Regions from separate parts of the Homo sapiens genome. Here all the other regions are linked to region 4. The links are chromatin loops, found by intact Hi-C in ENCODE. Cell type or tissue: B cell. All regions are shown on one strand. Region 1 holds the start of LOC105371155 (a long non-coding RNA gene). Region 2 overlaps IL21R (interleukin 21 receptor). Region 3 has its middle 47 kb from the start of C16orf82. Region 4 has its middle 33 kb from the start of IL21R.

Region 1 (5,000 bases), 210 kb before region 4:
AAGCATTTAAAAATGCCTTTGAAATATAGCCAGAAAAGCAGAAGTTAATTCACTCCCTGATTATGTCAGCTAATGGACACACTGGCACAATTAACTACATAATTGCAGTAGTATAGACAAAGTCCTGAGCTCATGCCCGGGTTCTGCTGTACAGGCCTCGGACCATGGGAAGGACTTACCAGATAGGTGGCTCGTATATGCAGATGTCCCTACAAATAGGCTCAGAAAAGAGCTCCCATCTCTAGAAGCAAAATAACACCAAAGATGATATCCACAGCCTCCATCCCAGCACATCTTCTGGTTGCCTGGAGCTACCTGGAGCCATCTCCCGGACAGGAAGGCAGGGCGGCAAGGGCTTCGTGGCACTGTGTTTGCAAACTTCAGCTACTGAATCCTTTTCACTCAAAGGCAACTTACTTTAGTGATCATCAAAAAAGACCCATCCAGCATTTCTCCCAGGCAACCCTACCTTCCAAGCTTAGGAGTCTGGCAGGACTTGAATCCCACAGCTGTCATTTATTTGCCATGTCACTTTGGACAAGTGATCAGCTCATTTCTCTGCGCCTCAGTCCCCTCCTTTGTAGAAAGGAAACTCATTTGTTCTTTCATACATTCAAGATATATTCAATATATATGTACTGAGCATCTACTCTGAACTAGGCCCTGGCACAGGTAGCCAGGAGATAGCAGCGAAGGCAGAGATCCCTGCCAGAAGGGGAGAAGAGGTGTAGATCCAAGTAGCGGAGATCAACAATGAGCAAGACCAGGACGTACTGTGTATAGAATGGGAGAAGATAATGCTTGCTTGGGGAAAATAAAGTAGGGAAAGAGAATAAGGAGGGAGGGAAGGAGTGTTGTAATTTTAAATAAGGCGTTTGGGGAAAGCCTCACAGAGAAGGGGAGGTTGGAATAATGGCCTGATGAAGTAGGGAAGGAAGCCAGCCACGTGGATATCTGGGTGCAGAGTTCAGGCAAAGGAAAAGTGCAAAGGCCCTGAGGCAGGAGTGCACCAAGAGTAGTCCAGGAACAGCAAGGAAGCCGGGGCGCCAGAAGCACAGAGACTGGTAGAAAGTGAAGTCTGAGGCCAGATGTGGTAGCTCACACCTGTAATCCCAGCACTTTAGGAGGCTGAGGCAGGTGGATCACTTGAGGTCAGGAGTTCAAGACCCACCTAGCCAACATGGTGAAACCCTGTCTCTACTAAAAATACAAAAATTAGCCGGGTGTGGTGGCGCACACTTATAATCCCAACTTTTCAGGAGGTTGAGGCAGAAGAATCACTTGAACCCAGGAGGCGGAGGTTGCAGTGAACCAAGATTGTGCCACTGCACTCCAGCCTGGGAGACAAGAGTGAGACTCCATCTCAAAACAAAAACAAAAACAAAAAAGGAGGTCAGGGAGCTAACAGGAGAATAAGAATAAGATCTAATTCGAAGGGATAATCATGCATCCACTCAACTAGTATTCACTAAGTGCTTAATCCATGTCAGAGAGTTGCTGTGAGGATTAAATCAGATAAAGCGAAAGCACAGGCAGCTCCCAGCATACAGTAAGTGCTCAATACATGTCACCTATTAGAAGAGGACGCCCCTGCACTCTGGGCAGGTGGCAGCATAGACACTGCTCAGGAGAACCTGGGTCCTGGCCCTGCTTTCTTTCCCGGGGTAAGGGTGCAGCCTCACTGCTAGGGAACCTGGTTCCAAAGCCATTAGTGGTCAAAGTTAGTGCCCAGGTTGCTAGGGAAGTTCCTCCACTGTCAGGTTCAAGCATGTAAGGTTTAGGCCACAGCAAGAGCTCTGCTGCTCTCTCGGCTCTGGAAGGGCCATAGCTACAAGGAAAAGGATACAGAAAGCTGACAACCAGGGAGGGAGTCAGGGGAAGTTCATGGCAAATAAACGGACTTTGCTCCTGCTCTGGGGAACCACGCTTGTGCAGCCTTGGCTAAGGAATGGGTCACTTATCAGGGTGTGCATGCATGTGTGTATGTGTGCAGGCGTGTGTGTATGTGTGTAAGTGCGTGTGCACGCTCGTGCATGTAGGCACGTGGTCTCCTGTCTCTAAATCTGTAGCCCACCTGCAATGCTACAATTATCTACTCTTAACGCTCCTTGTTCCCACTCAGCCTGGGCACACGCAATACCCTGGTCGGCCACAAGGGGGCTCTCAGCGTTCCCCTTCCCCCTCCCTCCACCCATTAACGCACTGGGCCGCGGTTTGTGGTGGTGGTACACAAAGGGTTAAAAGCGCCACCTTAGAGGCAGGAGGGTCGCTTGAGGCCAGGACTTCCAGACCAGCCTGGCCAACACAGCAAGTCCCCCATCGCTCCAAAAAAAAATTAAAAATTAGCCGGGCAAACCATTCAAACCATCTCTGATGGGCCAAAACTCGGTGATTGGCACAAGAACCGGTTACAGTCTCTTTACACCTCCGTTTAGGTTACAGTTCACCATGTACGGAGAACCCTTTAGGCCAAACTTAAAATACGTAAGGAGGCAGCTTTAGGCTAAACTTGATTTAACACGTATGAAGGCATGCACAGGAAAAGACCTGGAAATGATGCTCAAAGGGGTTAATAGTGATAGACTCTGGACAGAAGGAAAGGAAGCTATTATTTTCTTAGTTATGTGTTATCCACATTTTCTAATTTTTCTAAACATGTAAAGATAAAATTATATTCTTAAAAATAAATAAGACCTCAGAACAACAAAAAGGAATTAAATAAAGTATAAAATAGAATATAATCAATACGCTGGGTGCGATGGCTCACGCCTGTAATCCCAGCACTTTGGGAGGCTGAGGCAGGTGGATCACTTGAGGCCAAGAGTTTGAGACTAGCCTGGGCAACATGGCAAAACCCCATCTCTACAAAGAAAAAGAATAGAATCAACCACACACACACACACACACACACACACACACACACGCAGATTGTCAGGGAAGTGCTTCTCAATCTTTGTAGCACACATTAATGTCCTGGTCGAATTCAGCAGTTCTGTCATGGGGCCTGGGAGTCTGCATTTCTGACAAGCTCCTGGATGTCAAGGCAGCTGCTCCAAGAATCCCACTCTTTATAGTGGTAAGGCTAGGGGCTTATTGTAATTTCTATCCTAGTGGCTGTCACAATCCCCTTTCTCTTCCTTCTCAGGTCAGATATCTGTCACGTATTGAAGCATCATTTATAAAAAAACAATACTTTGTTGTTGTTTTTTGTGTTTGTTTGTTTGTTTGTTTGTTTTTGAGACAGGGTCTCACTGTCGCCCAGGCTGGAGTGCAGTGGTGCAATCTTGGCTCACTGCAATCTCCACCTTCCAGGTTCAAGTGTTTCTCCTGCCTCAGCCTCCCGAGTAGCTGGGATTACAGGCGTCTGCCACCAGGCCTAGCTAGGTTTTTGTGTGTGTGTGTACTTTTAGTAGAGATGGGGTTTTGCCATGTTGGCCAGGCTGGTTTCAAACTCCTGACCTCAAGTGATCCGCCCACCTCAGCTTCCTAAAGTGCTGGGATTACAGGCAGGAGCCACCATGCCCGGCCATAAAAAACAATATTTAAAATAATTCAAGTATCCATGTATGGGAGACTGGCTACCTGAACCTTGGTATATCTATACAATGGGAGGTGTGCAATAAACGTTTAACAACCAGCTGTCTGAGTGGGAAGCCCTGAGGTAGACAGTTTGCCCATTTCTGTTGTGCAAATACTACCACTGTGGCCTATTTCAAGCCACCTATGTGAAATCAATTGGTTCACAAAATCGCTGAAGGTTTAGCAATCAGTTCTTCGGAGCCAGCACACCATCAGCCAGCTGGTGCCAGCACACCCCACTCTACAGCCATAAATAACATAAACAACAGTGAGGAAGCTGTCTCTGCACTGATATGGAAAGATCTTCACAATACAGTACACTGTAAAGTGGGGGGAAGAAAGCAGATGTAAACCAAAATTAAATTCTAAGGCCCCCTCCGAACCATCTGAATGGACCCCTTCTCTCGGCCAGAGCATTCCAAAACTAACCCAAAAAACTAGTTCAAGGCCGTGATGGAAAGAGGGAGCGAGACACTCCTCGTTATATCCTCCTCCCTTTTGGAATTATGGATAGACAGGCTCTTTAAGTCTGATAAGAAACATTTGTAATCTATTCTCTCTGAAGCCTGCTACCAGGAGGCTGCATCTGCATAACAAAACTTTGGTCTGGGCCAGGCTCGGTGGCTCACACCTGTAATCCCAGCACTTTGGGAGGCCAAGGCGGGTGCATCACAAGGTCAGGAGTTCAAGACCAGCCTGGCCAATATGGTGAAACCCTGTCTCTATTAAAAATACTAAAATTAGCTGGGCATGGTAGTGCGCGCCTGTAGTCCCAGCTACTGGGGAGGCTGAGGCAGAAGAACTGCTTGAACCTGGGAGGCGGAGGTTGTAGTGAGCTGAAATCATTCTGCTGCACTCCAGCCTGGCAACAGAGTGAGACTCCGTCTCAAAAACAAAAAACAAAACAAAAAAAAACTTTGTTCTCTACAACCCCTTATTGTAACCCAGACATTCCTTTCTATTGATAATAACTCTTCAACTAATTGCCAATCAGACTTTGAATCTGCCTATGACTTGGAAGCCCCCACCTCCAGTTGTCCTGTCTTTCCGGATCCAACCAATGTACATCTTATGTGTATTGATTGATGCCTTAAGTCTCCTTAAAATGTATAAAACCAAGTTGTAGTCTAACCACCTTAGGCACCCATTAGGCACATGTTCTCAGGATCTTCTGGGGACTGTGTCATGGGCCATTGGTCACTCATATTTGGCTCAGAATAAATCTCTTTAAATATTTTACAGTTTGACTCTTTTCGTCAACACAGCTTATAGAAGAGTATGTAGGGTTTGCTACCTGTTGTGTAATTAAGGAGGGGGAACATAAATACACACACACACACACACACACACACACACACACACACACACACACACACGGTTGCTTGTATTTGAATAAAAACAAAACAAAACAAAAACTGGAA
Region 2 (5,000 bases), 58 kb after region 4:
TGACCTCCATTTTATGGATGAGAAAACAGAGAATCAGAGGGGTTAGAGAACTTGCCCAAAGACGCACAGCTGGGACCTGGCACACTCCAAGTCAGGTGCACTTCACTCCTCCGTAGGAGACTGCAGAGGTTGGGTGCTGCAGCGGTGTGTCAGGCCATTCTTGCATTGCCATAAAGCAATACCTGAGACTGGGTAATTTATAAAGAAAAGAGGTTTAATTGGCTCATGGTTCTGCAGGCTGTACAAGCATACTGCCAGCATCTTCTCGGCTTCTGGTAAGGAGGCCCTCAGGGAGCCTTTACTCAAGGCTGAAGGTGAAGCAGAAGCAGACACATCACATAGCGACAGCTGGAGCAAAAGGGGGAGGCGCCACGCACTTCTGAACAATTAGATCTCAGGTGAACTCACTCATCACCAAGCGGATGGCACTAAGCCATTCATGAGAAATCCGCCCCCATGATCCAATCACCTCCCACCAGGCCCCACCTCCAACATTGGGGATGACATTTCAACATGAGATTTGGGTGGGACAAATATCCAAACCATATCAAGGGGCTCCTGTAGCAGGAAGCCTCCTAAGACACCTTCTGTCCTTGTAGGAAACACACATGGTGGCCCGATCTGTATCTGAGGATAAGGTGCTGTTGCCCTCAGGGGTCAGCCTGCGTGCAAAGACCCAAAAGGGGATGGATTCGGGGCAGAGAAGGCAGTGGAATTAGGGTAGGCCCCATTTGGTGCTGTGGGAGCATGAGGAGGGAGTGATGGAGAAAGTCTGTGTTTTTAAGCTGATGTTTCCCAGAAGTGAGCAGTTTATTTTAAACAGTGTTAAATATCCCTGGATCCCCTAGTGAAAGCGTAGGCTCTTTCATCACTTGCCCTGCTGATGGAGGAGGCAAGATTCTCAATTTGGTGCTATCGCATCTTAAACACTACTCTCTCTTTTTTTGTGTTTTGTTTTGTTTTTTTTTGAGACAGAGTGTCTTGCTCTGTTGCCCAGGCTGGAGTACAGTGGTGTAATCTCTGCTCACTGCAACCTCCGCCTCTTCCTGGGTTCAAGCAATTCTCCTGTCTCAGCCTCCTGAGTAGCTGGGATTATAGGCACACACCATCACACCCGGCTAATTTTTGTATTTTTAGTAGAGATGGGGTTTCGCCGTGTTGGCCAGGCTGGTCTCGAACTCCTGACCTCAAATGATCCTCCCACCTCGGCCTCCCAAAGTGCTGGGATTACAGGCATGACCCAGTGTGCCCGGCCTCCCTTTCTTAACTTTAAACAAAGACAAACCACATCTCCAGTTTCTAGGACTCTCAGGCAGGCAGTAGCATGTCACTAAAATTCAATTACTGCCTTTGTTTTTCTTGTATTTAGTTTTTATGTTGTATTGTATTTAGTTTTATGGTAAGTTGATTGTTTTGTTTAAGTAACACTTATATAATATCTGCTATATGCCAGGCACTGTTCTAAATGCTTTATAAATGTTGACTAATTTAATTCTCCCAAAGACCTATGAGGCAGGTGCTGTGATTATCATTACTCCCATTTTACAGATGAGGCCCAGAAAGGTTAAGCAAACTGCCCAAGGCCACAAAGCCTATAAGTGGCAGAGCTGGGATTTGAACTGAGACCAGCCAGCTCCATAGTCTGTGTCTTGACCAGCATGGCGCACACTGCCTATTTCATGCCAGTTATCTGCTGATGGTCATGATATAATATTTTTGAGACATGTTTATTGGAGTAAAAAATAGGAGGCAAGGTAAAGATCAATAGTAAGTGGATAATTAATAGTAGCACCAGTGAAAACCTCAAACGCAATAGGCTAGTGGCAGGAGTTCTGGAACACTCCAGTGTGGCTGCAGGGATACAGCACATGGACCATGAAAGTTGAGTTGAGAGGATGGGAGGGGAAAGGTGTTGGAGGGCAGGAGTCTGCTCCAGCAGAGGCAAAGATGCATGACGAAGCCTGGGCTGCCGGGGAGACGATGAGTAATTCAGGGCAGTCAGCCAGTAATGGCAGGAAACCCGTGCACTGGTACAGCACTTCACAGTCCGTGAAGCACTACCACATCTGCTTTCTCACAGCCTCTTCTTCACTGCCAGGTGCAGTGAGCACTATTGTCCCCATTTCAGAGATGGTAACTGAGTTCAGAGAATAAAAGAGCCAGAGAAGAGCTACTATTTGCTTCAAGATCTTCTGGCTTCAAATTCTGAGCCCTTTTCTCAACTCCACTGTGTCAGGGATCTTTGGTGGCAAGTGACAGAAATAGAATTCAACATGATTAAGCAACATAGGTGGTTTTTGGCTCATGGGAATGAGAAATCCACAGGGTGGACATCAGATATGGCTGGATCCAGGACCTCCCATGATGCCATGGGGACTCCTGACCTGTATTTCTCAGTATGGCTGTCATTTTCAAGGAGGCTGTCTCTAAGAGGTGACAAAGATGGCTACAAGCTCTGAGAAGATACCAAAAAAAGTGTCAGTTTTCTAGAGTTCTAGAAAAAAAATCTCAGGACTGCTTTCACTGGCCTTGCCTGGGTTGACATCCATCCCTGATGCAATCACTGTGGTCAGACAGATGGGGTGTTTTGATTGGCCAAGCCTGGGTCAGGAGCCCACTTTGTGGAGCATGGGGTGGAGTCAGCCTCAGGCAAACCACTAGAGGCAGCTCAGATAGAGGAGCTCTTTGGGAAGAGACGCCGGGCAGGCAGAAGCAGCAGGTACCCCCTCCACATCCCTAGGGCTCTGTGATGTAGGCAGAGGTAAGAAATTAGGAGGGATGAGGAGTTTTTTGTTTGTCTGTTTGTTTTTTTAAAGACAGGGTCTCACTCTTTCATTCAGGCTGGAGTGCAATAGTGCAATCATGGCTCACTGCAGCCTGGACCTCCGGCACTCAAGTGATCCTCCTTCCTCAGTCTCCCGAATAGCTGGGACCACAGGCACACAGCACCCGGCTAACTTATTTTTACTTCTATTTTTATTTTTGGTAGAGACAAGGTCTTGCTATGTTGGTCAAGCTGGAGATGAGGAATATTGAATCTGGGCAAAGGAGTTTGCACTTTTTGCTGTGCTGTGGTCAAGATAAAACCATCAGGGAGTGACGGGGACAGAGCTATGTCAGGACTCGCACCGTGGCTGGGGTGATGGATGTGGACAGAATAGTGAGGGGGCAGACACAGACTCCCCCTCCTGCGATCAGAGGCCACATCTTCAAAGTGTGATAACAGGACCTCTGCAGGGGTTGGAATCACACAGGATTCATATTCCTAAAAGCAGGTTGAAACTGCATCTACCTCAACATTATTTTATTTGAGTAGTGATGTTATTGCTTAGGATGATGCTGGAGTTAAATTTTTAAGTGTGCTTATCTATAGAAAATATATTAAAATATGTATTAAAATAAACAACAGTGCACACAATATACAAATATGGCCAAAATTTTGGATATGAGATATTTTGGCAACTCTTGGCTAGATCATTCTGAGACCCCCTCTGTTTCTGAGGCTCTACCTTCTCCATCAATTACAGCTGTTGTTTGAGTGTTTATGTGATGGGGGCCATCTGCAGGGTTTTATGCAAATCACCTCCTTGAATTCTCACAAGCCTGGAAGCAGGCCTTGCTGTTTCCACTTTACAAGGCTCAGAGAGGGCAAGGGACTGGCCCGGAGCCACACAGCTGGTCATCTGAACCTTCCTGGCCCCCCAGCCTGTGCCCTGCCCCAGGGTTCTTTGATGGCTCTGTGAGGGAGGTCAGAGGGAACTATGGATGGGGCCAGAGTAGGATCTTTGGGAACCCCGGCACAGAGGAGGAGGATCTTCCCCTTGTGGAGTCAGGGATGGCGTCTGGAGAAAGCCATGCCTGTGACTTGGGTCCTGCATGGGGCATCCCTCTTAGGTTTAGCTTTAGCTCCATTCTTGTCTATAGGGGCTGGTCTGGGAGGGGCTCCTGAGTCTGGGCAGGTGGACCACTGCCCTCTGGCTGGCACTTCCTCAAACAGACACAGAGCTGGTGGGTGAAACAGACAAGTCCCAGGAGAAGCCTGGCATCGCCAGACTGGTGGGGCATTCCTCTGCCCAAGACAGTAGAGGGCACTCTTTCTGGATAAACTCACTCTGCTCCCCAAAGAGGTTCCTTCTCCATCCTGGCCCAAATTAGGAGGTCAGGTTGTCTCTGTTTGGTCAGGCCTGGATTTCCTAGCATGCTCCCGAGTGGGCTAATCTGGGCTTTGTGATGGAGTAAGGAGCCTCATTATTGGGCTAACCTTATCTTAAGTATTCAGCAGTGGTTAACTTTGTGGGTTAACTTTGGATTTATTATTCAGTAAGAAGCCAATTTATTGATGGCTGGGTGCAGTGGCTCATGCCTGTAATTCCAGCACTTTGAGAGGCTGAGGTGGGTGGATCACCTGTGGCCAGGAGTTCGAGACCAGCCTAGTCCACATGGCAAAACCCTGTCTCTACTAAAAATACAAAAATTAGCCAGGCGTGGTGGCGGCCACCTGTATTCCCAGCTACTTGGGAAGCTGAGGCAGGAGAATCGCTTGAACCTGGGAGGTAGAGGTTGCAGTGAGCCAAGATCGGGCCACTGCACTCCAGCCTGGGCGATAGAGTGAGACTTTGTCTAAAAAATAAACATAAAAAAGCCAATTTACTGGCTTTTTTTTACAACATGGATGTTTATAGGAAGGAAGATCCAAAATTGCTCCTCAGCAGATCCCCCTTTCCAAACTAGTTTTTTCTCCTTTTCTCTCTCCCTTCCTCTCTTTTTCCCTCCCTCTTTCTTTGTTAGATAGATAAATACACAAGTTTAATTTCACACACAATGCTACATCAATAGGCTCAGCAAGGGCAAAATAGTCAGCAGTCTCCTCCCTCTTTAAATTCACCTTGTGCTGGGCGTGGTGACTCATGCCTGTCATCCCAGCACTTTGAGAGGCCGAGGTAGGAGGATCATGTGATCCCAGGAGTTTGAGACCAGCCTGGGCAACATAGCAAGATGCC
Region 3 (5,000 bases), 260 kb before region 4:
GCCACCTATCTCCTGCCTCTCTCCTCCATGTCAGGAGGGACAGTGCTGACTTGTGGGGCTTCATTTCACCCAACAACTCACTGGTACATTCAATTAATATTTACGGAGTGTCTGCTGGATGCCAGGAGCTATGTTAGACAGTGAGGAGATCGTGGTAAATATGGTACTTAGTGCTGAAGACAGGCGATACAAAAGTCAACCAACAAATGCACACGATGATCTGAATATTAATAAGTACTAAGAAATAAATACAACAAGGTGATACACTAAAAAGTGATGGGTTGGGGGCCGGGTGTGGTGGCTCACGCCTCTAATCCCAGCACTTTGGGAGGCTGAGGTGGGCGAATCACTTGAGGTCAGGAGTCCGAGACCAGCCTGGCCAACATGGTGAAACCGCATCTCTACTAAAAATACAAAAATTAGCCGGGCCTGGTGGTGGGCGCCTGTAATCCCAGCTACTTGGGAGGCTGAGGCAGGAGAATCCCTTGAACCAGGGAGGCGGAGGATGCAGTGAGCCGAGATCGTGCCACTGTACTTCAGCCTGGGCGACAGAGCGAAACTCCGTCTCAAAAAAAAAAAAAAAAAAAGTGACGGGTTGGGGGTCACCATTATCATGGCTCTTATTTGAACTCATCTTTACAATTGCACTTAACTACATGGGGGTGTATGTGCCATGTCCCTGCATCTGTCTCCTGCACCAGGTATGACAGCTCGAAGGCAGAGTTTGTCCTGCCATCCCTGCGCCCCCACCCGCAGGACCTGGCCCTGCAGCATCTCAGGGAAGGCAGCAGAGTTGATCTGGTGCTTGTGAGTTAACAGAGCCCAGAGATGGCTGAGAAGCCTCCCTCAAGGAGCTTGAACTTGACACCGATTTCGGGAAGGGAGATCACAGTGATAGCCAAAGTACTCTGAGCCCTTGCTCTGCAGGCATTTGTATCCCTTATCTCCATCAATCTCCACAGCAGGCCTTTGATGTAGATACCATTTCTAACCCATTCTACAAATGTGGAAATCAAGGTCACAGCTCTATTAAAGGGGAACCAAGATTTAAACAGACAGCCTGGTTTCAGCACCCCCTGCCCTCTACAGTCTGCTGCCGGGTGGATGCTACGCTGAGGGGAAAATGTTTTAGGGAAGAGAGAGGGGGTGGGTCTGTTACCTTGAGCAAGTCACTTCCCCTCACAGAGCCTCCATTTCCTCAGGCCTGCAAAACAGGGATGAAGCGGGGTTCCTGCCTTGGCTGGATTGTTCATTTGGGGGATTGAATGAGACAATGCAAGTAACTTGCCTGCCCAGCAAGAAACCTGGATCATTGAACCAAAGGATGGATGGATGAATGAATGAATGAATGAATGAATGTCATAAATGTTAGTCCCCTTCCTTGTCCCCCAATTCTTTAACAGTAAAAAAAAGAAAGAAAAGTCTGCTAGGCTCCTGCTCTGCTCACTTTCTTGCATGCCACAAATGCTCATGTATTTCCTCCAGCTAGTCCCAAATGATGTGCACGTGATGGTGCACTTACATCCCGTCTCTAGAGCAGAGCTCCTGGGGCAGTAAAGCTCCAGTTCCAGGCTGATGTCTAATGCAAGATATCTCACCTGAGTCCTACACAGGGCTTCCTTGAATCAGACAGACCCAGGTCCAAATCCTCACGTGCACAGATGTGCTGTGTGACCTTGGGCAGATGGCTTAACTTCTCTGATGCCAGACTCCTTCAGCTGTAAGGAGGACATCTGCCACATAGGTTCTCCTAAGGACTTCATCTAAGCCCCCTTTCCCTGTGAAGTGGTGAGGGTAGGCAAAGGGAGCAAATCCAGAGGGTAAAGTCATATGCACTTTGCTGTGAGCTTCCTGAGCTTCAAGAGAGGCTGAGATTAAGCCATCCATTATTTTTCTTCCTTTTTTGTGTGTGCATCTTTTTTTTTTTTTTTCTTTTTTTGAGAGGGAGTTTTGCTCTTGTCGCCCAGGCTGGAGTGCAGTGGTGCAATCTTGGCTCACTACAACCTCTGCCTCCCGGGTTCAAGTGATTCTCCTGCCTCCGCCTCCCAAGTACCTCGGATTACAGGCACTTGCCACCATGCCCGGCTAATTTTTGTATTTTTAGCAGAGATAGGGTTTCACCGTGTTGGCCAGGCTGGTCTCGAACTCCTGACCTCAGGTGATCCACCTGCCTCCGCCTCCCAAAGTGCTGGGATTACAGGAGAGATCCACTGCGCCTGGTCCCTCGTGCTTCTTTATCACATGACCTGACTCCCTTGCACCCAATCCACCACCACCTGTCAGTTTCACCTCAGATATCAACACAAGGCCCTGCTCTCTTCTCCAGCCTTGCTGCTTCCTCCGGGCCCAAGCTCCCATCACCACCAACCCGAATAGCTCCGGCAGCCTCCACTGCCACGCACCTCCCCACCCTCCAGACAGCAGCCTGAGAGGGTAAGACAATCCAGATCAGATCCCACCCCGGCTTAAACCCAGCCATGGCTTCTCATTGACCTCAGAATAAAATGCACGCTGCCTGTTCTGACTGTGCTGCAGTTTCCGTTTGTCCTCGGGCTTCCTCTCCAGCCTTCTGCACCCGGCCCAGTACTCAGACCTGACCTGTGTCTGGAGGCTGACCTGCAGAGGCTGCATCAACCTTTGCTCTCTGCCATCTGGCTCCTGATTGACTTCAACCAATAGGAGTAAGAGGTGAAGCAGGAGGTCAGCGAGCAGGAGGAGAGAGAGGTGGGGTATTACTCCCCGGCTTCCTCTCTGCTTGGCCATGGGTGACAGCAGCTGGGTCCCTTGGGTGAGAGCTGTGGGCCACCTCCTACAGCTACCGCTCTGGCTGGGTTCCCCTAACTAACAGGGCCTTCCTGGCCCATTTAGGACTGAAGATGGTAACAAGTGCCCCACTGCTGCTGGTCCCAAAGTCCTTTGTTACCTCTTTTCAGTTTCTCTCAACCTGATCCACACCTCCATAAAGAGGGAGGCTGAGGCAAGAGGATCACCTGAGCCTAGGAGGTCGAGGCTGCAGTGAGCCGTGATCGCACCACTGCACTCCAGCCTGGGCAACAGAGTGAGACCCTGTCTCAAAAAAAACAAAAAGAGTCCTTTCATTCTTTCACTAAACTTTCACCAATGACCCCACCCCTTGAGTGTGCTGTCTGTATCCTGCCTGCACGGTAACTGGCAATAAGACCCTCATGCTCTAGCCCCTGCCCAGCTCCCAACCCCCTCACACAACTCTTCCAGCTCCTTTGCTATGCTCTGGCCATACCTGGCTCCTTTCTGTCCCTCAGCTGCACCAAGCCTGTGGCCTCGTTAGTGCCACATATTTTCTGTTCCATCTACCTTGGGACACTGTTCCCAGATCTTTATGCAGCTGGTCTCAGCCCAAATGTCACTCTTCAGGGAGGCTTTCCCTGACCACCTGTCACACACACTCATCCATATCCTTCACTTGACTGATAACCAATCCAGAATTAACCTCTTCAGTTCTTTGTGGGTTTGTTTCTGTTTATACCTATAGCAATGTTGATTCTGGCCAAGCATCATGGTGGCTCACATCTATAATCCCAGTGCTTCGGGAGGCTTAGGCAGAAGGATTGCTTGAGCCCAGGAGTTTGAGACCAGTCTGGGCAATATAGCACAACCCCATCTCTACAACAATACAAAAAAAAAAAAAAAAGATTAGCCAGGCATGGTGGTGTGTGCCTGTAGTCCCAGCTGCATGGGAGGTTGAGGTGGGAGGATTGTTTGAGCCCAGGAGCTGGAGGCTACAGTGAGCTATGATCTCACCACTGTATTCCCAGCCTGGGTAACAGAGTGAGATCTTGTCTTTTGAAAAAAAAAGAGTTACTTACACAAGGGCAGTCTTTTTTTCCACTAGTCTTTTTGTTCACTGCTGTAGTCCTGGCAGTAGTGAACATAAGGGGTCTTGATAAATATTTGTGGAATTAAAAAAAGCTTTATGTTCACTCTGGAGAGAGTGAGGACACTCACTCTGGAACCCCTGAAGGCAGAGGGTGCCCTGGGGTCTCTTTTCCAGGTTATGATCAGGCCTTTCTTGCCTCAAATCTCTCCACATCACCTCTCAGGGTCCACAAATTCTCGCACTTCAGTAACATCCCCAGTTGTGCTTCCTGAGAAGTAGCTGGGTGCTGATGAAAGAGCTTTGGCACAGGGCTCAGACACACCTGGGTTTCACTCCTGGCTCTGCTATGCCCATTGCCTCTCTGGCCCTCAGTTCCGCCATCTATTAAAAAGGAAACCCAAATGGAACCCAACATACTGGGGTCGTGGAAAGGAGCAATGAGACCCAGGCACGTAAGGCAGCCAGCACTGCCCTGCCCCATGCCAGGGATTTGAAGAGCAGCAAAGAGAATGAGATGCTGAAGGGTCCCTGGGAAAGGGTCCCGGGTCTTCCCCACCCAGGCTGAAGCCCAATCAGGAGAGGAAGGTGGACCTGTGAAGGTAGGGGCGGTGCCTAGACTAATGTAGCTGGGAGAGGCTTCCAGAGCTCTCCATGCACAAGCTGGTGTGGAGCAGTGCAGGAGTCCCAGGCGTGTAAGAGCAATGTGGACGTGGTGAAGGACTCAGGAGGGTTCAGAAAAATTCAGTAATTGTCTGGGCGTGGTGGTTCATGCCTGTAATCCCAACATTTTGGGAGGCTGAGGCAGGTGGATCACCTGAGGTCAGGAGTTTGAGACCAGCCTGGCTAATGTGGTGAAACCCCCTCTCCACTAAAAAGACAAAAATTAGCTGGGCATGGTGGCGCATCCCTGTAATCCCGGCTATTCAGGAGGCTGCGGCAGGAGAATCACTTGAACCTGGGAGGTGGAGGTTGCAGTGAGCCGAGATGATGCCACTGCACTCCAGCCTAGGCGATAGAGTGAGACTCCGCCTCAAAAAAAACAAGAAAAAAAAAAAGGAAGAAAAGAAAAAGAAAAGGAAAGAAAAGCTCAGTAACTTCCCAGTGCATCTCATTGAACTTAGCATGGGCACCCACCTGATCTCAA
Region 4 (5,000 bases):
CAGTGAGCTGAGATTGTGCCATTGCACTCCAGCTTGGATGACAGAGTGAGACCCTGTCTCAGGAAAAAAAAAAAAAAACAAAAAAAACCTTGTTCTAAGCCAAAATCAATCCCTTTAGCTGCCCAAATCACACAGTTTACAGATGGAGAAACAGTTTTAGAGAGGAAAAGGGACTTGCCCAAAGTCACCCAGAGAATGGCAGAGCCTGAACTAGCCTTCTGGACTTCTTGCCTCCAAAAGCTCTTTATAATAAAATATAATTTTAAATAAAAATAGTTATCTGTTTAGGGCCAAGCAATATGCTAAGTGCCGTCCAGCCACTGTGTCATTTACGTCTCCAAACAGCTCTAGTTGGGAGGCTCAATGATTATCCCAATTTTACAGATAAGGAAACAGGTCCAGAGAGGTTGAGGATTAGCCTAGAACCACACAGCTAGGAAATCCTGGAGCCAGGATTTGAACCCGGGTCTGACCTAAGAGCTCCCAGCCGCCGTGATATATCAGCTTATGTCATCCTGACACCTACGCAGATGTCGGCTCGAATCCACTTTGCCTGAGCATTGTCTCAGAGAAATCTAATTTAAAAATTAGGCAGCAAATAGAAAATATATTTGACTGCTAGAGATGCAATGGGACTGGGAGCCCAACAAAGGATCTTAGGCAAAAGAAATCCAAGTTGTTGGCCTCAGCAACTATTACTGAACTGGCTGGGCTTTGGGAAGCTACAGAGGGATGAGAAGACCTGGTGGATCAGGTGGGCCCAACTCAGGCTGGCCCCCACCCTGCAGGAAGTAGGAAAAGTCCAGGGTCATAGGCCCAGTGAGATGCCGGCTGCGGGAGTTTCAGCCTCCGGGGCTGGACCAGAGGGCAGGAGGGGACGCCCCTGGGTAGCAGCGCCAGAGTGGGCTGAGTGGCCTGGGCCCCTGCGGGGGAGCTTTCAGAGATGTTGATTTGGGGGTACTCCCTCAGCCCTGCCTTTACACAGAATTTGTGGGGGATGAGGGGAGGGGGAAAGGGGGGAGGAAGGCAGTGAGTGCATCTGAATTTTTTTTTTTTTTTTACAAAAAGTGGCTTATTGCATTTTTCTGATTACTCTATCAGCACGTGCAGACCTTTTCCTATTCAGAGAAAGCCTGAAGATATAAAGAGGAAAGTGAAGAAAAACCACCGGAAATCCCATCCCCGCCCCAGCATCTGGCACTGTGTGGGCGATCACGAAATGAGCGCTTGTTTTTGAAGGCGTAGTATCTCCGTGAACATCCGGTTGAACAACCTTTCTGACTTTATTTTTCCCACGAAAGTTATTAATTAAAAAACAAAAAGCAAAACACCGAAAAAACAAAAAACCCAGCAAGTGTTTGAGCTCCCACCACGAGGGAGGCCTGACGTCACTGGATCCTCCCGGCAGCCGATGAGGCTGCATGGGACTTGCCCACGATGTGCTGTTACCGAGTGGCATAGCCAGGCTTCAAACCAGAGTCCTAGCTAACCGCCCTGTATATACCATGGGCTCATCATCTTCCCTGGTTCCAGCTCAGAACAGAGACTCAGAGGAACAAGGGCTCTGCGCTCACCCTGCCTGGTTAGGTCCAGCCTTTCCAATTCCAAGCTGTGTGACCATGGGAAAAGTGTTTGCCCACTCTGGGCCTAAATTTCCTCCTTGGTAAAAGGCACACAAGAGCAGTACTCTGCACGCCACAGTGGTGGGGTGAGCAGCAGATGACGTGGTGGGTGGAGGCCAGGTGACACCAGGCTGCTCTCAAGCTTAACTTGCCTGTGATGGTGGCGGGACCGTGTCAGTTCTTCCACCAAATCCCACCTGTTTCCACGACGTTTATTGACAAGTCAGGGGCACCGCCCCGGGTGGAGGGGGTGTGAAGAGGAAGTCAGCTCCCTGGTCCCTGCTGCCCTCTGGTGACCACATCAGCATCAGCACCTGCTCCATCCCAGCAGCTCCAGGTCCAGGCCGTGCCCAGAAAACTTGGCCTGGGAGATTCCCCACCCGCCCTGCCCCGATCCCACCTCTCTTCCATCTCTGCATTTTCCAGAAATTCCCCCAGCACCAGACAAAAGAGCCTAATGTCCATTAGATATGCTGTGTGGCGCCAGGCCAGCGTGTAACCTCTCTGTGCTTGATTCGTTATCTGTAAAATGGGAATCATTATAATATCTGCCTCATGTAGCTATTGTGAGAATTAAATATGTTAGTACCTGTGAGGTCCTTAGAACTATGCCTGCGGCTGGGCACAGTGGCTCACGCCTGTAATCCCAGCACTATGGGAGGCCAAGGTGGGCAGATTGCCTGAGGTAGGCGTTTGAGACCAGCCTGGCCAACATGGTGAAACCCTGTCTCTATTAAAAATACAAAAATCAGCCAGACATGGTGGCGGGTGCCTGTAATCCCAGCTACTCGGGAGGATGAGGCAGGAGAATTGCCTGAACCCAGGAGGCAGAGGTTGCAGCAAGCGGAGATTGTGCCACTGCACTCCAGCCTGGGCAACAAGTGGGACTCTGTCTCAAAAAAAAAGAACTATGCCTGCAAATAGTTAATGCCTTAAAAGTATTTGCTAACATTCTTCTTCTTCTTCTTTTTTTTTTTTTTTTGAGACAGGGTCTTTCTCTGTCACCCAGGCTGGAGCGCAGTGGCCCAATCCCGGCTCACTGCAGCCTTGAACACCTGGGCTCATGTGATTCTCCCACTTCAGCCTCTCAAGTAGCTGTGACCACAGGTGCACACACCACTAAGCCTGGCTAATTTGTTTTTTAATTTTTTGTAGAGACAGGGAATCACTATGTTGCCTAGGCTAGTCCCAGACTCCTAGGGTTCAAGCAATCCATCCACCTCGGCCTCCCAAAGTGCTAGGATTACAGATGTGAGCCACCATGCCTAGTCTGCTAACATTATCCTTAATATTACACTGAATATGTCTGTGGATTTTGTGGGAGGTGAGGGTATAAAACATAATTAGAGGAAATAATGACATTCTAAATTTAATTTGACTTTATTACAAAAAGGGCAGAATGGAGCAACAGTAATCCAGGACAAAAAATTGTCCCAATCCCATCATTCAACCCACTTGTGTTTGTATCTGTTTGTGCCACTTCTGTGTGTTGTTTACATGCAGAGTCAGTGTTTGCGTATTTGCGGTTTTATATCATTCATTTCTCATCATACATACATATATTTATATTCCTGACATTTTTCTAGGGAATATCTTTATATTCCTGACATTTTTCTCTTTTTCCCTTATGTTCTTCCATACCGGGACTTATAGGACCTTGCCCAGACTCAACTTCCCTCTTCCCCATGGACCCAAGTTGCTGAGCTTCCAACAGGTGTTTACAGCAAAGGAGAATGAGACAGAGAGAAGCAGAGATGCAGAGAGAAAGACAGACAGAGAAGACTAAACTGATTGATCCCAACTCCATTATGATATCTGACTCCAACCACAGAATGACCCTGATCCAGCCACAGACTGACTTCTGATCCTGGCCACAGTCCACCTCCTGTCCTCAGCCACAGAACAGCTCTGACTCAAGCCAGGAACTGAGTCCCGACCCATGTTACTGACTTACTCATGATCCTGGTTGCAGGCTGGCCCCAGCCACATGCTGACCCCTGACCCTCACCACAGATGGATCTTTGATCCCAGCTATAGGCTGATCTCTGATTCTGGCTGCCCTGAACCACCACTCCTATATACTGATGACCCACCTTAGCGTGATCCCACCCAGGAACTGGCATTTCCTGGGACAGGCTCTTGGCCACCTGCTGCTCTGCCCTGGGCACACCAGGCCCTACGCATCCTCCCCCTTCCACCACCATCCATGATTTCCTGATTTCTAGCAGCAAATTTAGCTTGAGTTGGTCAACATAGCTGGGCTGCCTGACCTTCCTCTCTGCCATGGAACCACAGAGCAAGTCAGCAGTTCTCCTTCCTAATCAAAAAGCAGCATGGAGGAGAAGGCTCCTTTGCCACCTTCCTTTCTGCTTTGGATGGTGCTTTTGCAATCATGAGGAGACAAGCCTGGAGATGAAAGGAGGCATTCTGAATATGGTGGAGTGGAAGAAGAAGAAGGCCTGCCTGGGGCTTTGATTACATCACCAAGTGATCAAACCAACCTTAAATTCTTAAATAAACTGTAAGTGTGCTTTTCTTTAAACCACTGTGAGTTTTCTTTTGCAGTCATAAAGCAACCTTAAAAATTGTAGTAGGTACAATAATGAACCCCCCAAGATGTCCATGTCCCAATCCCTGGAACCTGTGAACATGTTACATTACATGGCAAGGGGGGGATTAAGGTTACAGATGGAAGCAGGGTTGCTAATCAACTGAACCTGAGATGTAGAGGGAGATTATCCTTAATTATCCAGACAGGCCCAATATAATCCCAAGGATCTTCATAAGTGAGAGATGCAGGAGAAGCCAAGTCAGAGAGAGATTTCAAAATATTATGCTGCTGGCTTTGAAGATGGAGGGAAGGGCCATGGGCTAAGGAATGCAGGTGACCACTTGAAACTGGAAAAGTCAAGGAACAGACTTCCCTAGAGTTTCTGGAATGAACACAGCCTTGTTAACACCCTGATTTTGAGCTCAGTGAGACCAGTTTCAGACTTCTGACCTCTGGAATTGCAAGATCATAAATTTCAGTTTTAGGCCACTAAACTTGTGGAAATTTGTCAGAGAAGCAATGGGAAATGAACGTGCAGGTGCATTCACGCATCCAACTTTAGGCTCTGGACTCTTCCTCAAGCTCCTTCCCCAATCCCCATCCTCTCCCTCTTTATTGGCACTCAATCTTCACTTCCAGAGGATCCTGCCAAATTCCTGCCCATTCCATATCGGCATCCACCCTTTCTTGTTAGAGTGGACGTAGGGCAGGCTGGCTCCACAGCTGTGCGCCAGGCAGCAGCCCGTACCCCCCTGCTCGGAGGACCCCTACTCTTCAGTGTCATGCTCTGAAGTCCCAGTTTTGAAATTCTTGGCCAGGCGCAGTGG

Evidence for each region. Peaks named below come from ENCODE experiments on the same cell type or tissue, not always from the same donor. Only the 100,000 strongest peaks of a DNase experiment are listed, where the experiment ranks them.
Region 1: it touches region 4 in a loop (15-fold over the local background); 32 of 110 quality-filtered maps call a loop at or near these places.
Region 2: it touches region 4 in a loop (6-fold over the local background); 5 of 110 quality-filtered maps call a loop at or near these places.
Region 3: it touches region 4 in a loop (16-fold over the local background); 4 of 110 quality-filtered maps call a loop at or near these places.

What each region holds. Positions count from the first base shown.
Region 1 is chr16:27,153,051-27,158,050 of GRCh38, forward strand. It overlaps LOC105371155 (a long non-coding RNA gene), which reads right to left and starts at 1,081. Exons shown (of 3, transcript XR_950956.2): 1 at 470-1,081; 2 at 180-365. In B cell, CTCF peaks have their summits at 2,144 (motif pointing right) and 2,344; a DNase peak (open chromatin) is centred at 2,151.
Region 2 is chr16:27,424,601-27,429,600 of GRCh38, forward strand. All of the region lies in intron 1 of IL21R (interleukin 21 receptor), which reads left to right. Among named protein-coding and RNA genes, the nearest start is that of IL21R, 25 kb to the left of the region's middle. In B cell, no CTCF peak of the experiment used is centred here; DNase peaks (open chromatin) are centred at 2,011 and 4,021; H3K27ac peaks cover 2,213 bases.
Region 3 is chr16:27,110,928-27,115,927 of GRCh38, forward strand. No RefSeq gene overlaps it. Among named protein-coding and RNA genes, the nearest start is that of C16orf82, 47 kb to the left of the region's middle. RefSeq lists enhancers at 1-163, 2,266-2,455. In B cell, no CTCF peak of the experiment used is centred here; a DNase peak (open chromatin) is centred at 2,774; H3K27ac peaks cover 1,647 bases.
Region 4 is chr16:27,366,400-27,371,399 of GRCh38, forward strand. No RefSeq gene overlaps it. Among named protein-coding and RNA genes, the nearest start is that of IL21R, 33 kb to the right of the region's middle. RefSeq lists enhancers at 1,232-1,291, 1,322-1,401 and a silencer at 3,415-3,615. In B cell, CTCF peaks have their summits at 1,920 (motif pointing left) and 2,123; DNase peaks (open chromatin) are centred at 1,372, 1,772 and 2,687; H3K4me3 peaks cover 1,307 bases; H3K27ac peaks cover 3,817 bases.